Linked DNA regions of Mus musculus: regions 1 and 2 are each linked to region 3. A link is a loop called in an ENCODE intact Hi-C map of the cell type or tissue named here. Cell type or tissue: heart. All regions are shown on one strand. Links, peaks and the distances in the headings refer to the core of each region. The heading gives the core; the rest is flanking DNA.

Region 1 (6,917 bases), core at 1,460-3,959, 69 kb after region 3:
CCTGCTGGGGTTTCAAGCGGGAGAGGGATTGAGAGGAGCGCCGGCCCAATTTCCATAATTGCTCACTGCCTTTAGTGTACAACCTTTTATGAAACACAAAAAATATATCATGGAATTGTATTGATTAGCCATTGGGCTGAATAATTCACTTAGTATTTATTACCTGACCCCAAGAGGTTAAATAAATCCACTATCTAACTTGGGTTTGTGAGAAATATTACTTATTCATTGAGATGTGGGCTGATTATTGCACAATAGGCCTGCATCTTTGTTTCTTGATTTCACAATCAAGATTAATCCTTTTTGCATTGGGGGGGGGCAAGATTTGTTTGTTTGTTTTGTTTTTTGTTTTTGTTTTTAAGAAGGAGAAAATGCACATTTTCAGAGCTCCCCAAATAAACTCAATATCAAATCACATTTTGAAGCACATTTTTTTTTTCAGTGATGAATTTTAGTCACCTAGGTCAAATTTCAGAAATGTTCTCCTAAGACTTATGGATACTGATGGACTAAAGGCATAAGCTCTGCTATCATTCCAAACACCCCCATTTTATAATAAGGAACCCAATGGTGGTGACACTGAGCCCATATTCATCACACAGGTTTTTGGGGGAAAGCCTTATCTTTCCCATAAGAAACACTGATAAATTAACTGCCCCAAGAAACAAGCAAATATCAGGGGTTGAGAGGTAGAAAGAGACTTCCGGTCTCAATGATAAATTCGCCATGAACATTGCACAAAACAGAACAATAATTTCAAGTAACTTGGAAATCCGACGGGATTGAATCTGCAGGGCACTTGAAGCATTTGTAAACTTTGGGGGCGATCATTAATTATTTACTGGCCACTGGCATTTGCACATTTCTGCCGCTCAGACTGGATGCTAAATCTGTTTTGATGTGCGATATACCCAGTCACAAGTACATGACATTCAAATCTAATTATGTTCTCAGTTGCCACGAGCTCTCTCTCTCTCTGTTGAGATACAACCGTCCCTCTGAAGAAAACCAAAACAAAACCAAGCACGTTTTTTAACTTTTCTGTAAAGCTTTCCTCTAGTTTCCTGTTGGCGTCCTCCAGAATCCCAGAGCATTGTTTTCGAAGTTTAATGGAATTTGTTGTGGGGTCAAGAAAGGAAGCTTTTCTCCCTTCCCCTCTCCAATAAGGGAAATGTTTAAAGAAAAGAAAAACAGCAAGCCTTTGAGTGCAGTGCTAACTTTATGTCTGTTGATCGTTTAGCATTTCTGTATCCAGGATCTAGCCTTCCTAGGGAGGGTAGGAAAAGCTGGGGTTCTGGCGTTTGAGCTCATAGTAGCTTTTCCTGTGGTGTGCATTGGCTGGGATGGCTATAAAGCAGGGTAATGCGCGCAGAGCTTCCTAAGGCGTGTTCGGGTACACCCCACTTCCCGTTTACCGTGTGGCTGCTTGTGCGGATTTGGGCACTGCATCTGAGTGTCGTGTGTCACGTGACACTGATTTGTTGATCGCCACTTTGGAAATTTTCAGGTCTGGGTTTTGATGCTTGGCCTCTTTATTTAGTTTGGGAGTAGGGGCAGATGTGGGAGGGTGGAGGGGTAGAGGAGGCGGGGACTGAGCTCTTTCCCTTTTACTTTGTGTGTAATGTTTAGATCTTGCCTTCTCTTCTGCCTGTGTGGGGCTGGATTAAATGGAGGACGTAGTTAACACAAGGACCTGAGAGCTCTTGATGGCCTCTTGAGATAATTCGGTTGTAAGCATTGAGCAAAACGCGCATTGTCCGGATAGACTCATTTCAAGTGCTAATCGAGAACGTTACATTTTTTACAGAAGCCTGGGTCATAATACTGTGGGTGGCAATTCCAAAATAAATATTAGTGAGATAGATGCCTTACAGGGAGGAGGGAGGGGGAGGGAGGGAGGAGGAAGGAGGGAGGGAAGAGACAGACTCTGGATCAGGCTTCCATGGAATTCATCTATAATTTAACCTGGGCTCCGACATAAAGCATGGGAGTGCTTCTACTTAATGAGTATAATACTACATAGATAAGAGACTAAAAACACAGCCCTGGTTTGAGCCAGCATTGGGCTAACAGTCTAGAAAATCCAGTGAAGTGCTTACCAAGACATCAGTGGTATGTCTTGATTTCTAAATATAATTGTTTTGAGTAGATGTGAGAAATTCCTTCCCGTGAAGTGGATGGGAGAGAAGGAGGCTGGATATCGAGACTGGAAGGATTTGGACTTGAGTCCTGGATATGATGTAGACCTGGGGAGACTGATAAGCTTAGCCTGTTCCTTAAATGTGTGCATTGTGGAAGATAATTCGGTCCCATAATAGCTATGTAAGTATTTTGTAGTCAGCCTTTGCCACACACATTGTTTTTTGACTGGACACTTTCTCAAGACTCTTGATGGATCATAACCAGATCTACAAACATCAGAGAATCTTAGAATGCGTTGTTCAAGTAACCCTAAGGGGAAAATGTAGTTTGATGATTGAAAAATACCCTCCCCCAATTTACCATTAACATATCTTGCAAGAGGGGAGCATAGTGGCAGATTTTCAAATTGCACCCAGAAAAGATGGCCGTTTTGTTTTTCTTTTAACTAAAAGTGGCCAAGATTTCCCAACTATTCTATTTTTACAGAAATCTTAAAGGTTTCATTGCTGGGTCAGATTTAAGGCCTGTGTGGGAACCGGCGACTTCTGCCAGAGGCTCAGCGCCATCCCTGCTGTGTTGCGGTTTCCGCGTATTTTTACATTCCACGCATTGCTGAACTGAGCCCTAAATCACTGGTGCTTCGCGCGAGTTTGCGACCTTTTAGGCTTGGGCTTCGGGACTGAATGCATTATTTTAAAAACGAGATGTTTTTCTTGCCGTGGAGCCGCAGCTACTGAGTCTCCCTCCTCCCCTTCTCAGGGCTCCACCCGTCACTTCCCCCCGGTTGAAGTCAAAGGTAAACTTTATATAGCACAGGAAACATTTGGGACTGCTAATAAACAAATGTTAGAAACGAAGGGCTTTAATTGTTGGGTGCACATGCGCGTTTAGCATAATAAAGCCAGTTGCGATTGGGTGCAAGGAAAGAGTTTCTTACTCCTCCTCCCAAGTGTCTAGATTACCTAAGAGCAGATGTATGGCCGCCTGGATTCTGGACACGTTCCTAGAGAAGACTGTGTAGTCATTTATAACGGTGGCACCCTGTTATCCATTCTTACAGCTTCAGCCCTCTTTCTGTCCCCCATATTCTTAATCACTTTCCCGTAGGCCTTGGGCCGCACCGGTCACAGCTATCAGTTCCACGCCCACGATGTGCATGCCCACGATGTGCATGCTGGTCTTCAGAAATTTCAGTTCTCCACAAGCTCTCTAGACCCTCTTTATTCTCAGGGGAGTTGTTCAGTGCGCTCGGAGCATCTCGCTAGCCACCCCTCCTGTCCTCCAAGCTTTTTGTGCTTCTTCACACCACACAGACTCTTTCTTTCTTCCCAAGTACACTCAGTACCTGCCTTCCATTCTGTCTCCCTGCCCTTCCGTGGTGTTTTTCCATAGTGAGGAACCTCTGAGGGTCTGTACAATTGCATCCTTCTGCCTGCGGCCTTCCCTGAGCCCATCTGGCATTCGGCTTTCCAACCCCTCTCTCTTGGATTTAATTTATGACCAGATTTAAATTAAAAATATATCTACATGTTAAAAAAAAGTTACTGTTTCTTCTAGGTCAGCTTATTGGCTAGATGTTGATATATAAAGATAAATGAAAATGCATGGGTCTATGACCATTATGGATCAATTTTAAATCTCAAGGAAAAAAGTTTTAAAAGCATGTTACAGAAAAAGGAAAAAAAAAGAAAATAGAAAAACAACCCATACATTCATTTTTAACATTTCAATGAAGTTATAAGGGGCTGGAAGGATGGCTCAATGGTTAGGAAGGCATATTGCTTACACACACACACACACACACACACACACACACACACACACACACACACACACACAGAGGCAATTAAAACTAAAATAAAATGTTTAAAATAGTTATGATAGTATAATTCTAATCTTTGTTTTAAATTTTTGTATATGCATATATGTATGTGTAATATATGTGCATATATATATTTATAGTTATTCTTCCATGTCTCTATGTAGCCCATATTATTTTGGATAGTACATTATTTTGCTGTTGTTTAAAATGCTGTTTTTTTTCACTTTTAGTAATACTTGTAGATAGTAAACACTTTATTGTTCATATATATAGTGAAATAGGAAACATTCATGTTTACAGTTATTTTTGTAATTTCAATCATTTCTTTATGAGAATGTGTTTCTCAAAGACATCAAGCAGTGTGACTTTGGCTTGGAAACTTGGAAGTTGGCTTGAAATAGAATACATAAGACAGAATTGTGCTTTTTGTCCTGAGGGTAGGGGACCGCAGTATCTGAAAGAGAATGAGCCCCTTACGTTCCTATACTTGAGTACTTGGCTCCCAGTTGGTGGATTATTTGGAAAAGGAAATAGAAAAACAACCCAACTATGCCTAGCACGTTGCACTTTGATTAATTAATAGGCATGGCCTTGTTGGAAGAGTTGTGTCCCTGGATGTAGGCTTTGAGATTTCAAAAGCCCGTGTCATTTTATAGTGTTCTCTTTTCCTTGTTGTGGTAGTTGTGGGACACATTAGAATGTAAGCTTCCAGCTACTGCTTAAAGGCCATGTCTGTCTGCCTGCCTGCCACCAGGCTCCCAACCATGATGTGCATGGACTCGAACCCAAATAAACTCTTGCTTCTAGAAGTTGCCTTGGTCATGGTATCTTCTCAATTATAGAAAAGTCACTAAGACGGGGACCCAGAGCCCAGTCTCTACTTCTAGCTCTATAATTACATTTCGAGAACTTCTGCACTTGGTTTCCACTGATCTCCTCTCTATTAGGAACGTAATCATTTTACTACTAGTCTGGTGGGAATTTTGTTGTTGTTTGAGACAAAGTCTTGTTGTGTAGCTCGGGCTGGCCTCAAGTTTCAGACTGTGTCACCTTCTCAGGTACCACACTCAGCTCTAACCAGGCTTAAAACTTTAGACAGTAGCCGCCAAAGATAATGCCTCTCATGTATTATTCCAGGATTCTGATTTTCCCCCCTTTATTTATTTGTTTTTCTTTTTGGCAAAACAGACTGCTGAAGATTTTCTTTTCACAGAACCCTGGCTGAGTTCCGTGAAGTTAGAGAGCCCTGGGTTCCCACTCTGTGTGTCAGATATTTTGAGAGTGCTTTATTTGGGTGATAGAGTAATTCTTGTGACTGATTGCTGTTTTCCTTGCCCAGTCCTCATCAAGTTCCAGCGTCTATGTTTCTGTCAGTCCATCTGTGTTTCTGTCTCCAACCCCACCCCTGCCCCCTAACATCCACTAGTCTCAGCCTCACTTTCTTTTTGATACTCTGTACCTGTTCTTGCCTCAGAAACTTACTGTTTCTTCTTTTAGGGATTTCCCTATAGAACAGTCTTGGCTTGCTCATTCTGGTTCACCCTGCCCCTGCTCCCGCTCCCCACAAATAACTTCTTCTTGGAGAAGCCTTTAAAATTTCCCCCTCTCTCTGTCTCTTTCTGTCTCTTTTTGCCTCTTTCTCTATTCTCTCCCCTGTCTCGTGTGTGTGTGGGGGGGGGGGTGGGTGGGTGTGTGTGTACATGTGCCTTGGCATATATGTAGAAAACAGAAGATAACATTGGAGAGTATATTTTCTCCTTCTGTTTTTACATGGGTTCTGGGGTTTGAACTCAGGTCACCAGATTTGCTAGACAAGCATCTATACTTCTGAGCCATCTTTCCAGCCAAGAGAATCCTTTCTTGTTAACTCCTCCTTCTGCCCATCCAACCAGCCCTTTATTTATCTTTTAACAGATGTTTATCTCATTCACAGCAGATGCCAGGCACTGTTCTTGACGCAGGGATACAGCAGTGAGTGAAACTGATGAGGTCTCTGTGCCTACGTGAAATATCTAATTCTCGCTCGTTACATTCTTGACTAATGATATATATCCTCACTGCCACCTGCAGAATGGCAGTTCCATCTCTCGCTCTGCCATTCCCCGCCAGCTTCACATTCCCCACAACAATGTGTGCAGACTGAATAGAGACCACTCCTTTCCCTCAGGACCGTATCACCGTGCTTTTTTGAAGTCTTCGTAGCCTGTCTTCAGAACCTTAGACTTAGTCAAATAGTCTCTGTGCGTTGGGTTTTTCTCTTTCTGCCTTGTCACCAGGTTCCAGGAGAGAATGAAATGAAGGGCAATCCTCTCTCCCTCATCCATGGCCCACGCTTCCCTCTTCCCGTTGGGTCACTCAGTAGGCTTGACCCAGAGGACTTCTGTCAGAAGTCCTGCACAGATCTAGCCCAGCTCCCATTAGTGTTAATGAGGATGATGTTCCCTCAACTAGAGCCAGCTGGGAGTTTCAGACCTTATCTCCACACTTCAAATAGAAAAACTGAGGAAAGTAGGGAGCAGTTGCACAGAGTTCCGACTTCAACCTGTTTTTAATAATAGAAACTCGCGTTTGCCAAGCCCATGTCATTTCCTCCCCCACCCCAGCCCTGTAGGCTCTATTAGGAAAGGGAATGGACTAAAAGTTCGTTCTTTCAAAGGAGAGTAAACAGAAGGTCCATATGAACTGGGAACCTTGGACATGACAATCTTGCTTACACTATGACAAACTCAGGAGTTTCAGAGCCCCACATGGAGGGCGGTCAGCTGGGGTCTACAGTGCTGGGCAACTGTTGTGAGAAAGCTGGAAGCTTTAGGAACAGAAGGTCAGTACTCCTTTTAGCCCATCAGGTATTTTTTGAGTGCCTGCCAGATGCTAGGCACAGTGCTGAGTTATTGGAAAGTCACCATGACAAAGAGCTGACATTTTGGGACAGTCAAATCTGAGGGTCACCTGG
Region 2 (6,917 bases), core at 2,121-4,620, 240 kb after region 3:
CAGAGATGTCACTGAGTAAAACTAAGTGACACTTTGAAGATTACTCTAGGATATAAAATTATATATGTGGTTATAAAATTCATATACACATTTAAAAATAGAAGAAATGGGCAGTAGAGAAAGTTTTTATTTACTATTAATTTGGGAGGTTTGTCTTTTTATTGTTGTATACACACATCTGTGCATACCTGTACCACAGCAGTGTGCCTATAGAGGTTAGAAGGCAACTTTGTGAAGTTTCTTCTCCCTCTTTATCTTTATGTGTTTTGTGTGGCAAGTGCTTTTAGTAGCTAATCAATCTCACATGCCCTCAATATATATATTTTTTTGAATAAAGATATTGGTCTTCATAGCCAGGAAAAAAAATCTAAACATTATTTTAAAGTATAGCATCTAAAACTGTCATGTGCATAATGGCACAGAAGGCAGCTAATGCCAAGTCAAGCTAGACTGCCCTGGCCCTGGGAGCTTGTTAGACATCAGAGGATCATCTGTTTAGAGCAACGTTTGACTAAGCTAATTCCGGACATTTCTCTCAACCCCTGAGCTGCCGGTTTTAAGTTGCAGGAAAGATTTCTGGCTGGGGCAATGAAAGAGAGTGCACATAAACACAGGGTTTATTTTGTCAGGGATGTTCTTGAGAGACTTCATTCTCTACTGGTTTTTTCCCCCTTTCTTTGTGGCCATTTATTTACTTTAGAAAATACTCCAGTAGATCCTCACTTGAGTGAAAAGGAGATAAGTTCTCATTGAGAGGCTCAGTTGCTGATCCAGAGGGCTCTAAGAACGGACTGAACATGAGTCAGAGACGGATTTTTTTTTTTTTTTTAAATATTACAGTTTTGGCTTCATGTCTGTAAATGGGTGATTTTGCTTCAAATATATTCTGAAATTCCCACCCAAAGTTTCTTTTTAGTGCTTTGCCTATGACAGAAGACACTAATAATACCTTTCTTCCCTTCTCAGTGGAGTTTTTTCCTTTTCTTTTTCTTTTTTTTTTTTTTAAGCCTGCCTTTGCATGAGGCTCATGCTGACATAAGTTCTTATCCACTGCCTCCATTTCTCAAGGGACTGAAGGGCACAGGCAACAGAAAAGGGCAGCCTTGATCCTACCCATCCCTTTAGTGAGTGCAGGAGGAGAGAGGAGACTTACAGTTAAGATCTTAAATCAGACTTGGCTGTTAAAAGTTTTTGTTGAGGCTTTAGGGAGGCTAAAGCTAAAACTTAGAGTCATCCTGGAGGTTAATCTACCCAGCTCTGGAAGGCATGTCTTCTGCTGTGGAAGAACAGCTGGAGGTGAGAGGCCTGGGTTTGCATCTGTGCAGGGCACTGGGGTGAACGTGAGGGCAATGATGCCAGGATTTTGGAGGCAGAGATTTGTGCCTCAAGGCAGATGCATCAGGAACAGGGGTTGATGGAGAAATAGAGACAGTCAGCACTTGTGCTTGTTTGTTCTGCAGAGACTCAAGCAACTTTACACGTTTAATCCGATCTTGTAGACTGAGCAAGGGCAGCAAATTGAGGGAGAGAGGAGGCTGGGAGACTTTTATCATTCTAAATCAAAGAGGACTCAGCTGCATTAAAAGTACCCTGCTAAAATGGCAGCCACTCCGTGATCCTTAAAAACCATAAAAAGCGACTCTTTTTCGCATCATCATTTTCATACTCTGAATGGGATCACTTTTATGCTCTAGAGCCTCCCTCTTGGCCAAGCTGAGTAGGTGGCCAGGGAGAAATCAGCCTTCCCTGTGGGTCTTCACTGGCATGCCCTTGACTTTCTCGGTCAGTGAGATAGTGTGCTCAACTCGCTCGAATCTTCATTGAGACTTGGATTCGAGTTAGTTCAAGATTTCTCATAAACCATCTCTATGACATCAGAGTGAGTTAAGGCTGGCCTGGCCAATTTAGTGAGACCCCGTCTTAGAATAAAGAATGAACAGGGGGCTGGGATGCAGGTCCATGGTAGAGGACTTGCTTGCCGGTGCCTAGAATATGCAAGGTCCTAGGTATAATCACAATACAGAAAAAAAAGAAAAGAAATAAAAAGAAAAACCAGACCCTACTAAATGCTATTCTAAGAGTTGCTGTGAGGATTTAATGAAGTAATATTAGTAAAACCTTTACTAACTTACTTTGCATATAGTAAATACCCAATTAGCAGTGATTTGAATAAGATCAATAACAACCACGATGATCTCATTATCACTAGATGAAATTTATTGGCAATTCATTCGTGAATATTTGCCCCATGTCTCTGTAGATCATAAAATAAAATCTTTGACCACTGACTATTCTGTACTCTGTGATGCACAAAGAGCCTTCAAGTGAGCACTGTCAAGGACACACGATTGTATAAAGCTCAGTCCTGAGGGCAGATGAGCAACTCCTGGGCAACAAGGGATCAGGGCAATATGAGCAAAGCCTGTGGGCATGTAGATGATGCTGTTTGGGTCAGTGTGGTCATGGTGATCATGGTGGTCATGGTGGATTTGGTGTAGCCTCCCTTCTATTAGACAGAAGACATTCTGAGCAGAAGAAACAGTGTGTCATAGCTTGGAAGTGGGAAATGACAAACTTTGAGAGAACAATGAGGTATTTGGTCCAAGGCTATATGAAGGCAGTTTTGGAAGAAAAAATGAATTAGTTTTAGCTTGGAGACCCTCAGTGTTGTCCTTGAAGTTACACAGAACCTAGATCCCCGCAAATCTCTTGAAGGTGTTCACAAATGTGTGGATGGTACTAAGATACCATAAATATGAAATGATCCAGGCAAATACCATGAGAAAAAGATACTTATCTACCTTGAACACTTAGGTACATGGAGGAATAAAACATTTACTCTGAATAGAGAAATCAGCGTGGTCCAAAATTATCCCAGTCAGACCTAGAAGTGTGGAGGGACTTCAAGAGGCAGAGCAATGAGTTGTGGGCAAAGAGAATAATTGAGCTAAAACTTGGAAGACATTCTGAGCAGACTACTGAGACACCCTGAGAAGAATGCTTTCCAGGTCTGCTGCGTGTTCCCTTGGTAAAATGGGTGCCACTCTTTTTCCACATCATGGGGACAGTGTCTTTTGTAGTGAGGATGGAGAAGAGTCCAGGAAAACAGAAGTGGCAGCTGCACTCTCTCTTCCATCCTCTGTGTGGCTCAGGCAGCAGAGCTTTAGGACTTTCCATTTCAGAGACTCCCAGGAGAAGGAAGTAGGGCAGCCATCCATGCTCGCCACTGTCTGACTGTTTCTAGCTCAGTTCCACTCTGAGCATCGCTCTGAGGATTTTCCTTTCTTTACCAGTGAAATAGCTACCTCTGCATCACTCTATATCTTTTCTTCTAACCATCTTCCTGACTATGGTGTAGAATATGTTAATATTGAATAAGGTACACATTGCTTTATTTTGTGTTTTGGAAACAGGGCAGCAGACATTCAGCCTCCACTAAATGTTTGTCATTTAAACCTTGGCTTTTCTGTCCCTCATACTTAGCTGCCTTAAAGCTATTTTTAAAAGGGTTCAGGAAAATGGCTTCATTGATAAAGTTCTTCCATTCAAGCATGCGAAACTAAATTCCTTCATCTCTGGCACATACAAGCTGGGTATGGTGGGAGTGTACCTGTAATTCCTGCACTGGGGAGGAGGCAGAGCCAGGGAGATGGCCGGACACTGCTGACCAGCTAGTACAGTTGAATAGGCACATTCCAGATTCAAAGAGAGACCATCTCAAGAGATACGGTAGAAAATGATTAAAGAAGATACCAGACATAGACCTTTGCTCCATCAGATACATAGAGGTGCACACATATGGACATCTACCCATTAAGAGTAAAAAAAAGGAGGGGGAGGGAAAGGGTATAGGTATATAGATATATAGGTAGATGTAGGTGTAGATGTAGATAGATAGATATAGGTATTAACATTGGTAATCTAATAATGACTTTACTATTTAAGGGTGGGTTCATTTTGACATACACATATCCGTGTATGTGTGTATGTATGTGTGTGTGTGTGTGTGTGTGTGTGTGTGCACGTGCGCACACACGCACAAATACATCATCTGTGAGAATGCACCATGAAGGAGGTTAGCCTCAGTTCTCTTTAAAGCAGTGTGGCCTCTCGGCTTCTGAGTTTCTTAGACACCCGAACCAATGCTTGCTCGCCACCACACAACGCCGCTGAAGTGCCAGCGTCACATTACAATTAACAGTAATTCTGGTGGCTGTCATCACTTCCTCGGAACAGAGGATCCCTAGCAAAAGCATGATGCTGTCACACCTGCTAATTCAAAGGCATTGTGTGAACTATGACAGACCTCAGCGCACTTCTTCTGCTTGTTGAAATGAATAGAGTCTGGCGACTTAAATAGAGAGGGAAGATGGAAAAAAAGAAGTTTTAACACATTTCTGCAGATGAGCCCAAGAAGGGTCAACTTGTGGGTAGAAAAAAAGTTGTGTTAAAGAAAGTAATTAGAGAGAGACAGAGAGCTAGAATATTAGTGCCTTTACTGAGTAAATGAGGATAAATTCTGTTAATTATGTGACTTTCCCTCGTACTAATGTGATAATAAAGTGCTCTCATTCTGGAGAAGCTTGTCACAATCCCAGCAAAGACATTGACCCTTCTACTAGTGGAGACCAAAAAACAACTTCTAAAGCACTCTACCAAAAGCAAGCGATCGGTGTTCAATGCCCAGTGCCCCCCTCGCTGCTATCAAAGGCTGATACTTGCCATGATCTTGAGACTGTTGGCGAGTGGACTGTCTTATTTGAAGCCCTGAAGCACTTAGGCCAGCTTTTCTGTTTAGTTTCAGAAGGAAGAACTGGGAATAATTCAAAGAGTATAAATAGTCCAAAGCCGGCTTCCAGCCCAATGATGAACAGCACCAAAAAGATTGTGTTTGGAATGTTGGTAAAAATGCTGGTCTTCCAAACTTCATTCAGACCAAAATTTATGACTGTGTATGTCATTTTAGGCACAGTAGGGAAATGGAACATGGTTGTATGTTTGTGACATTCTGATGATGGTGGAAACAGGGCAGAGATTGGGATATTCATTTGGGAGAGTCAGGGGGATGGCGAGACCTTTGATATTTGACCGTGAATTCCCTGTTATGTTGGGAAGGAACCCAAGAGCTAATTTAACAAGAGAGCATTCTGGCAGCAAATACAATAGAATAGAGAGGCTGCTGGTGTGAAGGGGGAAGGATAGTGTGACTAGTTTTGTGAGCTCTGAAGCAGAAAGAGAGGAAAAGAAGGTGCTGGGGTAGATTTTAGTTGACATCGTGGAGGAGAGGGATGATTGCTTTGGGGGCAGAAGACGGTTTTATTTGGTTCTGTTCCTTTAACTAGATAGATTTATGGAAAGTTCACTGCACAGTGTCTAAGGAATAAGAAAAATACCATATCGTTGTGTGGGTTGACTGCTGGACCTTCCCGTGGCAATGAGTATCTCCATTCACAAAGAGTCCTGCTCTAGTTCATAGGACCACAGACAACCCCCTGCATTCAAATTACATCTACCTCTGCCATGAACTCTCTGTGGGAAGGCAAGTTACTTAATATCTCAATGATTCAGCTGCTTTTTATCTGGAGAACTGGGGCAGAGGTGGAGAGTGGGTGAATGGTTGAGGGAGTGGGAAGCGGTTGTGAAGATTAAAATAAAGCGTGCACTAAGCATGCTACATCGCAAGTAGTAACCTCCAGTTGACATGAGCCATGACTCTTACAAAACAGTATTCATTTTCCAAAGCCTGACACTTAGGTAAGTATTCTACTAGTCTGCTTTGCAGCAGTCTTTTGAAGAGAAATAAAGTGACCATCGTGGAAAGGCAGTCTGTGCTCTGAGTCATCTTGGCAAAGAAAGAACTGTCATCACGCCAGAGTGCATGCAAACTTGATCCCATAGTTCAAGGCAACCTACACGAAATCGCATGTCTTCCCAGGCTGTTTGTACTTGGGAAGAGGTTGTCAACATGACTATCTTCATATGAGAAGAGTTCTCTTTACTAAAAATATTTGAAACACTTGAAGGGCTCAGGGAAATGGTTGTGGGTGGAGACTGCCTAGGAGGTGGGGCATAAACTATAGGCACTGTGATCTTATCATACCTGTTGGCATAATTTGAGGAAAAGAGAGCCAACAGCAGGGGCCATCCTGGAGAGAGGCAAGAAAACTCAAAAAGAGACACAGGCAGACCTATTGTAGCTTTCCATAGACCTAGTTTTTGTTTCTTTGTTTTTACAAGGCTGCTGAGAATCTGAACTCAGATCCTCATGTTTGCAGGGAGAACACTTTATTGACAAAACCATCTTCCCAGCCCTTCAGTAACAACTGAGAAATTAATTAATCTATCTGGCTATTGATTACTCTTAAAAAATATTTATTTCAGTAAGAACTTAGCATCACATCTCACTCTTAGTAAACATGACAGTGATGGGTACACAGAGAGAGGCCTCTCAAAGGAAGGGTGCAAGGTGTGTGGCTGGAGAGATGCTCTCTCCCCAGGGGAACTTGGGTCCTCCGAAGGAATAGTCCTAACCAACGAGCCATATCTTTGGCCCTAGTCCTTTTCATAATAATAATAATAATAATAATAATAATAACAATATATATATTTAATTTTGAAATTGATACAGAAAAGCCATACCACACAGCCTTATGATTTGCTTCTTGTGGTGTAGAGTGGGTGTTGTAGGACTCTTCTCACAGGGTTGGTCTAGCCCCAAACTTGTTTGGAACATTGAGCAATGTCATACTTTGTCAACAGACGTGCCAAGCTTCTCTTCTGTGGGGAAGCTTTGACAACACTACTTATGGAGTCAGATAGCTGGGGAGATTTGAGCTGTTCCTGTTGACAAGCCATTGCTCCTCAGTTCATACAATTTTGGGCAGTCCATGGGTCTCTGGGAAGCCTGGTTGATTCTT
Region 3 (6,917 bases), core at 2,983-5,482:
GCAACAAATGGGATCTATTTATTGTCTGGGACGATCCCGGGGGAAACCCGAGAGAGGCCTCAGCTCGTTCTGAGAGGGGACAGTTTTGTGGAACCGCACCGCGCCTGGTCCTACCCACGTTGACTGCAGTCTCTGCGACAGAGCCTTAGAGATTGTTTAATCGTTCTCTACCTCCTGCGAGTGGCTGTCACCCTCTTCTTCAGTTTTCTAGTTGGTTCCAAGAAAAGGAGGGTTATCCCAGGGACAGAGACTGGATGAGCAAAGGAGGGACTTTTCCGGAGCGCCGCGAGGTCGCAAGCCCGGATCAGAGTCCGGATTTCCGGTGGCGTTCTGGCCTGCGGCTCCCACGCTCCCCACAGAGGTGGGTGAATGCCACCCGGGGACAGACCAGGGTTTAGTGGGCGCGTGGGTCCCAGTGTTCGGCAGTCCCAACACGCATCCGTGGTATCTTCCCATCGCCCTCGCCCTTGCCTGGCTGCACCCCGCTTTCCCAGGACTCCAGGTCGCTACAGACTCTACCGGGTTCCCTTGATAGTGGCCTGGCTTCGGCCTGTCCCAGTCACACATCTCAGACGTCTAGTGGCCCGCAACTCCCCAGAAGCTCTCAGAGGGCCTTTGAGCTTAGGCGCTTTGTCGCCCACTTCCAGTTCTACCCAGCACTGGATGAAGAGCCCGTTGTCCCACTGGGGTCGCAGCTACCTCTGGCAAGAAAGCTAAAAAAGGTGAGGGGGCAGTTCCCCGACTGTTGGGTGGGGGGTCCTCAAAAAGAGAAAAGTAGAACACGCTTCAGGACAAGTCCCAAGCCTGCCTCCTGGGGGCAGACAAGCAAAAGCCATCCCCTCTTTTCTTGGGACATTCCTTCTGATCCCAGTTCCACTCAATTCAGGGGGGTCTTTCTTTTTACTGAAAGGCAAGCAGGGGAGCATAATTTTACCTGAGCCCCTAGAAGTTATTGCATCATTTTATATGCCCCATGAAAGGGGGTCTGGGTCTACAGAAGTTCGAGATGGCCTGGGTGCCACTGGTTGGGCTTGAAGAGCACAGGGGGAGGGAATTCTTGGGCCCTAGCCTCAACTTCCTCCAGCACTGGGGGACCTGAGAAGCTGGGCAACCCCACTTGGTAGTGTGGACCCTCTGAGAACCTATCCATGACCACCACCCCATCTCTCCAGCCACAGCTGAAGAATCTGCCAGAAGTTCGACAGGAAAACATCATTCTAGAAGAAACATATTCCTTTACAGTGGCTCCTTCCCTGTCTCTTTGTTTGGGGAGAAGGCAAGAATTTTTAAATGTCTTTAAATATAGATTCCTAGGTACCAATGCCAGAGGCTCTGGTCCTGCAGCTGTGAAGGAGGCCCAGGTATCTGAATGTTCACACACACACACACACACACACACACACACACACACACACACACACACACAGAGAGAGAGAGAGTTCTCTCTCTCTCTCTCTCTCTCTCTCTCTCTCTCTCTCTCTCTCTCTCCCACTTCCTTTTGGCTTCCTTATACTTAAACATTTATTATTGGATGCAGAAGCCACGTTAAAAGGCAATTCACCCAGATGAAAATCTACAAATGCACTTTGCTTAATGAAAGTGAAATATGCCCACTATCCCAGGTGAGGTGTTGGCTGCCTGTCAAGCCAAAGGGAATTAGGGCTATCCAAAGATTCTTGCCTCCCTCTCTTTACCACCATCACTGCCTTCTCCTCCTCCTCCTCCTCCTCCTCCTCCTCCTCCTCCTCCTCCCCCCTCCTCCTCCTCCCCCCCTCCCCTTCCTCCTCCTCCTCCTCCTCCCCCCCTCCTCCTCCCCCCTCCTCCCCTTCCTCCTCCTCCTCCTCCTCCCCCCCTCCTCCTCCCCCCTCCTCCCCTTCCTCCTCCTCCTCCTCCTCCTCCTCCTCCTCCTCCTCCTCCTCCTCCTCCCCTTTCTCTCCTCCTCCTCCCCTTTCTCTCCTCCTCTTCTTCCTCCTCCTCTGGCTTATGGATATAAAAATTGCTTCCTTTTTAGTTAATTTCTGGAGAATTGGGCTGCTATAGCTGTCATTCTCTGTTCCAGTTTCTCTTTTCTGGATAGTGGGTTTCATGTGCTGACTGACACCAGGATCCTTTGTAGCCGACCTCCGACCTCCTCTGGAGGACTATGTTCTTTGTGACTCTTGTTAACCACAGGCCTCAATGTGACTGTGTTTCTCCTCATTCGGGCAATGATCCTTTCTTGACTGTGTGCATCACTGGAACATCTACCCCACTACATTCAACTTTTAATGTTTTGGCTTGATTACTGAAAAGTGGAGACTCAAGCAGTTAAGAAGAGTTAAGCCTAAGTCTTAAGCTAGGGCTTCCTGGGACCCATTGTAGAAGGGTGGCCAATGCTTCCTGATGCCCCTACCTTGAAGGGTCACCACTGAACTTAAGGAAGGGGCTTATTCTGTGTACTCCTGACGTTAAGAGGATCCTGGGTCTGGGACATCAGCACAGCTTGGAGCTTTGAAAAAGTTTAAAGAGGCCCAGCTTCAATTGTGCATTTAAAATCTATAGAGATGGAGAATGTTCTGGTGTCTACCAGCATATAACTCATCTTTTTACACACACACACACACACACACACACACACACACACACACACACACACACACACACAGCACCTACTGTGTACTAGAAACTCTAGTATATGCTATGAGGATCCTGGTGGATCAGATGATCTCTGCTGAGATGGCTTGGAGGAGATGGCATTAATTATGGGACCAGAAAGAAATGTCCCAGCACATCTGTAGTCTAGATAAATAGTCTGGGAGCTATAGTAGATAAAGTTATGTCTGAAGATAGTGGCCATGCAGTCAACCTGTAGTCTTGGAATACACCCACCCACTCTTTCATCACAAAGGGGCTCCACTTTCCTCCCTGGACAGACCCAGCAACCAGAATGCTTGCTGGCCTCAATTGTTCCATTCAACAGGGATGTGTGTTCCTTCCCGTCACTGACTGCAATACATTTTATAAATCAAAGGGCCAAGGAAGACCAGCAGAAAAGGGAATCTGGATTTCAGGCAAAGAATTTCCCCCCAAGGAGTCCTTGGCAGCCTTGGCTGCATCCAGGATGTCCTCTAAGAGTAATGATACATTTACCACGAGCTTATTAAACGCTGCAACCATTTTTTTTAAATGATGGGGTAGGCATATTACCCATAAACCTCCACTCATTTCCTCCTTAGCCATAACACAAAGGTCAATAGGCCTGAGATGGGAGACAAGTTACCCTCTTCTCCCTCCGTTTCTTCCTGTCTTCCTTCCTCCCCTTACATTCTTCCACCTTATCCACTTCCTCTTCTCCCCGTTTCCCTCCCAACCTCTCATCTCTCTTCTCTACATCCCAGTCTCTCTCCCTATGGCTGTGATGGAAGTTGGTTCAAGCCCCCTTCCCCTTTAACAGAAAGAACTTTGTGTGCCAAATAACCAACTAATCAGAGAAGGCAACACCCTTGCTGCAGTTGTTAAAGAAAAATAAAGCTACTTTGCGGAGCAGGAGAAGGGACTGAGGATCTGAAGATATTTAGAGTCGCAGGCTGCATAGCCCCAGAGACTCATTCACTCTTAGGGACTTCTGGAGAGTAGTGACCGAGTGAAAACCGCGCCCAACAGCATTCGTGTCTGGGTTAGCACCAGAGTTAGAGGCATTTCAGAAGCCTGCTGAAGACTGAGTCTAGAATGCCCATTCCCTTGCGGTCTACTAAAGTCGTATTGGTTGGGGCTTTAGGTTTCTCTACCTCTCCTGACACGGAGATAATGTCTTCCGAGTGCCCTCAAGTCTCGATCTCGCGCACATAAAGTTCATCCCGCCACCCTTGTTTCAGAGTGAAGAGCTGGACACCTGGGATGGGCATCCTGCCTTTTCTGCCTGGTCAGTCCTTTTTTCCTCCACGTTTGCCCCCGAAGTCCCAGGACAGGCAAGCAAGGGACTAGGCGTCTGCCCAAAGAGAACGCAGTCAGTACGCCTCCGTCGCGCTCAGGGCTCGGAAGGGATGCTTAAGAACTGCCATGGTGCATACCCCTTCGACTCAGGATACCTCCATCTCCTTCCCTCTGCCCCCTCTCTCGCTCTCTAAGGCCACGCTCCTTCCAGTTTAGACGCTAGAGCTCAGAGATCCCTTGCTCGCCACTTTGCCGGGAACTTTGGCGGCTCCCCTGCGCCACAAGGAGAAGGATGTTAATGAGGGAGTGTGGCCAGGCTCTGTGAACAAGCCAGCTCGGGAGCTGCGATTGGCTGTGATAAGGCGGAAGGATGACGTTATGCAAAGAAGGGGCGTGTCTAGGCTGCGAGGGCCCCGCCTCCTTCCCTTTGGGGTTAGTGTGCCTGTGTTTAGCTCTGGGGAGAGTCAAACTGGATTCCACAGGGAGAGCCTGCAAATCACTTCTATTTTAGCAAGGAGAAAACAGAATCTCCATCCAGCAGGGTCCACCCCTCTCTTTCTCCCTCTCCTCTCTTTTTCTATCTCTTTCCCTCCCCCCTTCCTCTTTCCCTCTCTCTCCCCTTCCCCCCCCCCCCTCCGGTGTATCTGTCTACAGCAACCAGCGTCCTCATCTACACGCACGGAAAGGAAAGAAACATCTTTGGTTGAGAGAGGAGGAGGAAAAAAGAGAGAGAAAAAAACTTGCCTGGTTGTGGAAAATGACACTTCAAGTAGCCAAGCCGGCTTCGAGAGTCGTATCTATTGTTTCTTAAATTGTCATCAGGGTGGTTTTTTTTCTTCCTGCTTCTTCAAGTGAAGGTACCGCTACAAAAGGAAACTCCAGCCCCTCCTGTTCTCCAACGGCCTGTGATTACTACAAAAAGAAAAAAAAAAAGGCAAAAAAAAAAAAAAAAGCAAAAAAAAAAAAAAAAAAAAAAAAAAAAAAGGAAAAAAAAAGCACCCAAACTCAAAACCAACCAACCAAACAACCCCCAACAGCCAGGCATATATCTCTGTTTTTTCTTAATTTTGGTCTTTTCGTTGGATTTTCCCTTTCTTTTTTTTTCCCCTCGCCCCCCTCCTTGTTATCGCTCAGTTTTGAGCGAAGGTTTACATTTTTAAAAATTTTGCTTTTCAGCCCGCCTTGATGTAGCGCGAGTCTCATCGACTCAAAAAAAAAAAAAAAAATCTGTGGTTGGCGTTTTTTTTTTTTTTTCCTTTTTTTTTTTTTCAAATATTTTCAAAGGGGAGGAGATTTTTCCACAAGAAAAGGTTGTTTTCATGTTTGGGATCCAGGAAAGCATCCAACGGAGTGGAAGCAGTATGAAGGAAGAGCCGCTGGGCAGCGGCATGAACGCGGTGCGGACGTGGATGCAGGGCGCCGGGGTGCTGGACGCCAACACAGCGGCGCAGAGGTGGGTACCGCTGGGGGACCGTGGAGGAGAGGCCACCGGCTAGCGGGAGAGCCCGGAGACGGCGGCGCGGCTACCCGGGGCCTGGCCACGCGAGTGCGTCTGCCGCTGCGCTGCGCTCGCCGCCCGAGCTCCGCGCTCCTCGGCTGCGCAGCACTCGTCGCCGGGTGGCCAGAGATCAGCGAGCTGCTGGAGGGAGCCGAGCCCAAGCTTTGCCGGCACTTTCCGCAGCCCCATCTGCGAGTGTTTTCGTTTTGTTTTAACCCAGAAGAGGCGTCTCTGCAGCTCGGTGTTGGATAGCTGCGCTTTTCTGACCGCTTGTTTTCTTTTCTGTGTGGTTATATTTTTCCCTTTTCCTCTCCTTCTCTTCGCTTCCTTTCCCCTTTATTTCGCTTCAGTTCTTTCCTTTTTCTTCTTCCCTCTTTTCTTTTTTCCTACTTAATTTTCTTCTCTCCCCCTTTCTTCCTTTCTATTTTCTACCTTCTTTAATTCTTTCCTTTCCCCCTATCTTTCCTTTCCCTTTTCTACCTTCTTTAATTTTTTCTTGTCCTTCTCCACTCTTTTCCCCCCTTCTTTCTCAGTTTCACTCTTCGTTTTTCTCTTCTCTTTCCTCACCTGGCTCTCTCCCCCGTTTCTCTCTCTCTCTCTCTCTCTCTCTCTCCATTTTTCTTCTTGGAGTCTCCTCTTATTTCTCCTATCTGGTTCTTTACTCTCTCCTCTCTCCACTTCTTAGCCTTCAGTTTTTCTCAGTCTGCCTGTAGAATAGTGATTTCCAACTTTAATTTTCACATCTCCTAAAAGCCACCCTCATCCACTGTCACCTTGGCCTTCCCCAGTCCCTCTCCCACTCTCCAGATCCTACACTGAGTGATTTGGAGGCCATGCTCTTGGAGACCAACTTGAGGAACTTCCCTGGACACACCCAGTGCCCTGTCCAGGGGCTCCTAGTCCCAAGTGAGAAATGGTACCTTGCCCTTTTCATTGCTGGCCACCACCTGGGCTTCGGGGAAAACTTTGTGGGCCCAGGCTCCATTAGACATAAAGGGTGCAGAAGGGGAATGGGGAGTAGTTCCATCTTTCCATTTTTGGGGGGAAGGGCTAGGGACAACTGTCCTATACTGTTTCCATCCCCATGAGCACAGGGTTGGGAGTGGTTGGTAGTGAGAGTGAATTGGGTAACTAGGCTAGAAGCGAAAGTGTGTGTGTGTGTGTGTGTGTGTGTGTGTGTGTGTGTGTGTGTGTGTGTTGTCCGATAGTGTCCGGCAGTTTGGGCTGTCATTGTGGTGCCCCCGGGCATCCTATTCTCCAGTCCCCCGCGGATCTTCTCAGCCAAGAAGCCTTGGCCCTTTGGGTTTCTGGAATGTGTGAGGAGGATTTCTCAGAATGGCAAAACTTTGGCAAGACAGGTCTTTTATTTAAAAAAAAAATTAACCAAACAACAACAGTCACTTACAACAGTAAAACAAGACGCCCCAGTTCTCTTTCCCATGGCGATCGATCATTTCTAATAGCCGCGAGTCCCAATCAGGGACCCTTCTCCGCTTGCTTGCCGTTT

What was found. Peaks named below come from ENCODE experiments on the same cell type or tissue, not always from the same donor. Only the 100,000 strongest peaks of a DNase experiment are listed, where the experiment ranks them.
Region 1: it touches region 3 in a loop (7-fold over the local background); 6 of 42 quality-filtered maps call a loop at or near these places.
Region 2: it touches region 3 in a loop (2.3-fold over the local background); 2 of 42 quality-filtered maps call a loop at or near these places.

Annotation. Positions count from the first base shown.
Region 1 is chr11:44,683,268-44,690,184 of GRCm38, forward strand. The region is part of intron 6 of Ebf1 (early B cell factor 1); the gene reads left to right. Among named protein-coding and RNA genes, the nearest start is that of Ebf1, 69 kb to the left of the region's middle. In heart, for the core only: a CTCF peak has its summit at 2,512; a DNase peak (open chromatin) is centred at 3,014; H3K4me3 peaks cover 267 bases; H3K27ac peaks cover 419 bases.
Region 2 is chr11:44,848,891-44,855,807 of GRCm38, forward strand. The region is part of intron 6 of Ebf1 (early B cell factor 1); the gene reads left to right. Among named protein-coding and RNA genes, the nearest start is that of Ebf1, 230 kb to the left of the region's middle. In heart, for the core only: a CTCF peak has its summit at 3,144; no DNase peak of the experiment used is centred there.
Region 3 is chr11:44,612,948-44,619,864 of GRCm38, forward strand. Ebf1 (early B cell factor 1) reads left to right here and starts at 5,153. Exons shown (of 16, transcript NM_007897.3): 1 at 5,153-5,365. The coding sequence starts at 5,232. In heart, for the core only: CTCF peaks have their summits at 4,182 and 5,427; DNase peaks (open chromatin) are centred at 4,274 and 5,394; H3K4me3 peaks cover 2,199 bases; H3K27ac peaks cover 1,329 bases; H3K27me3 peaks cover 590 bases.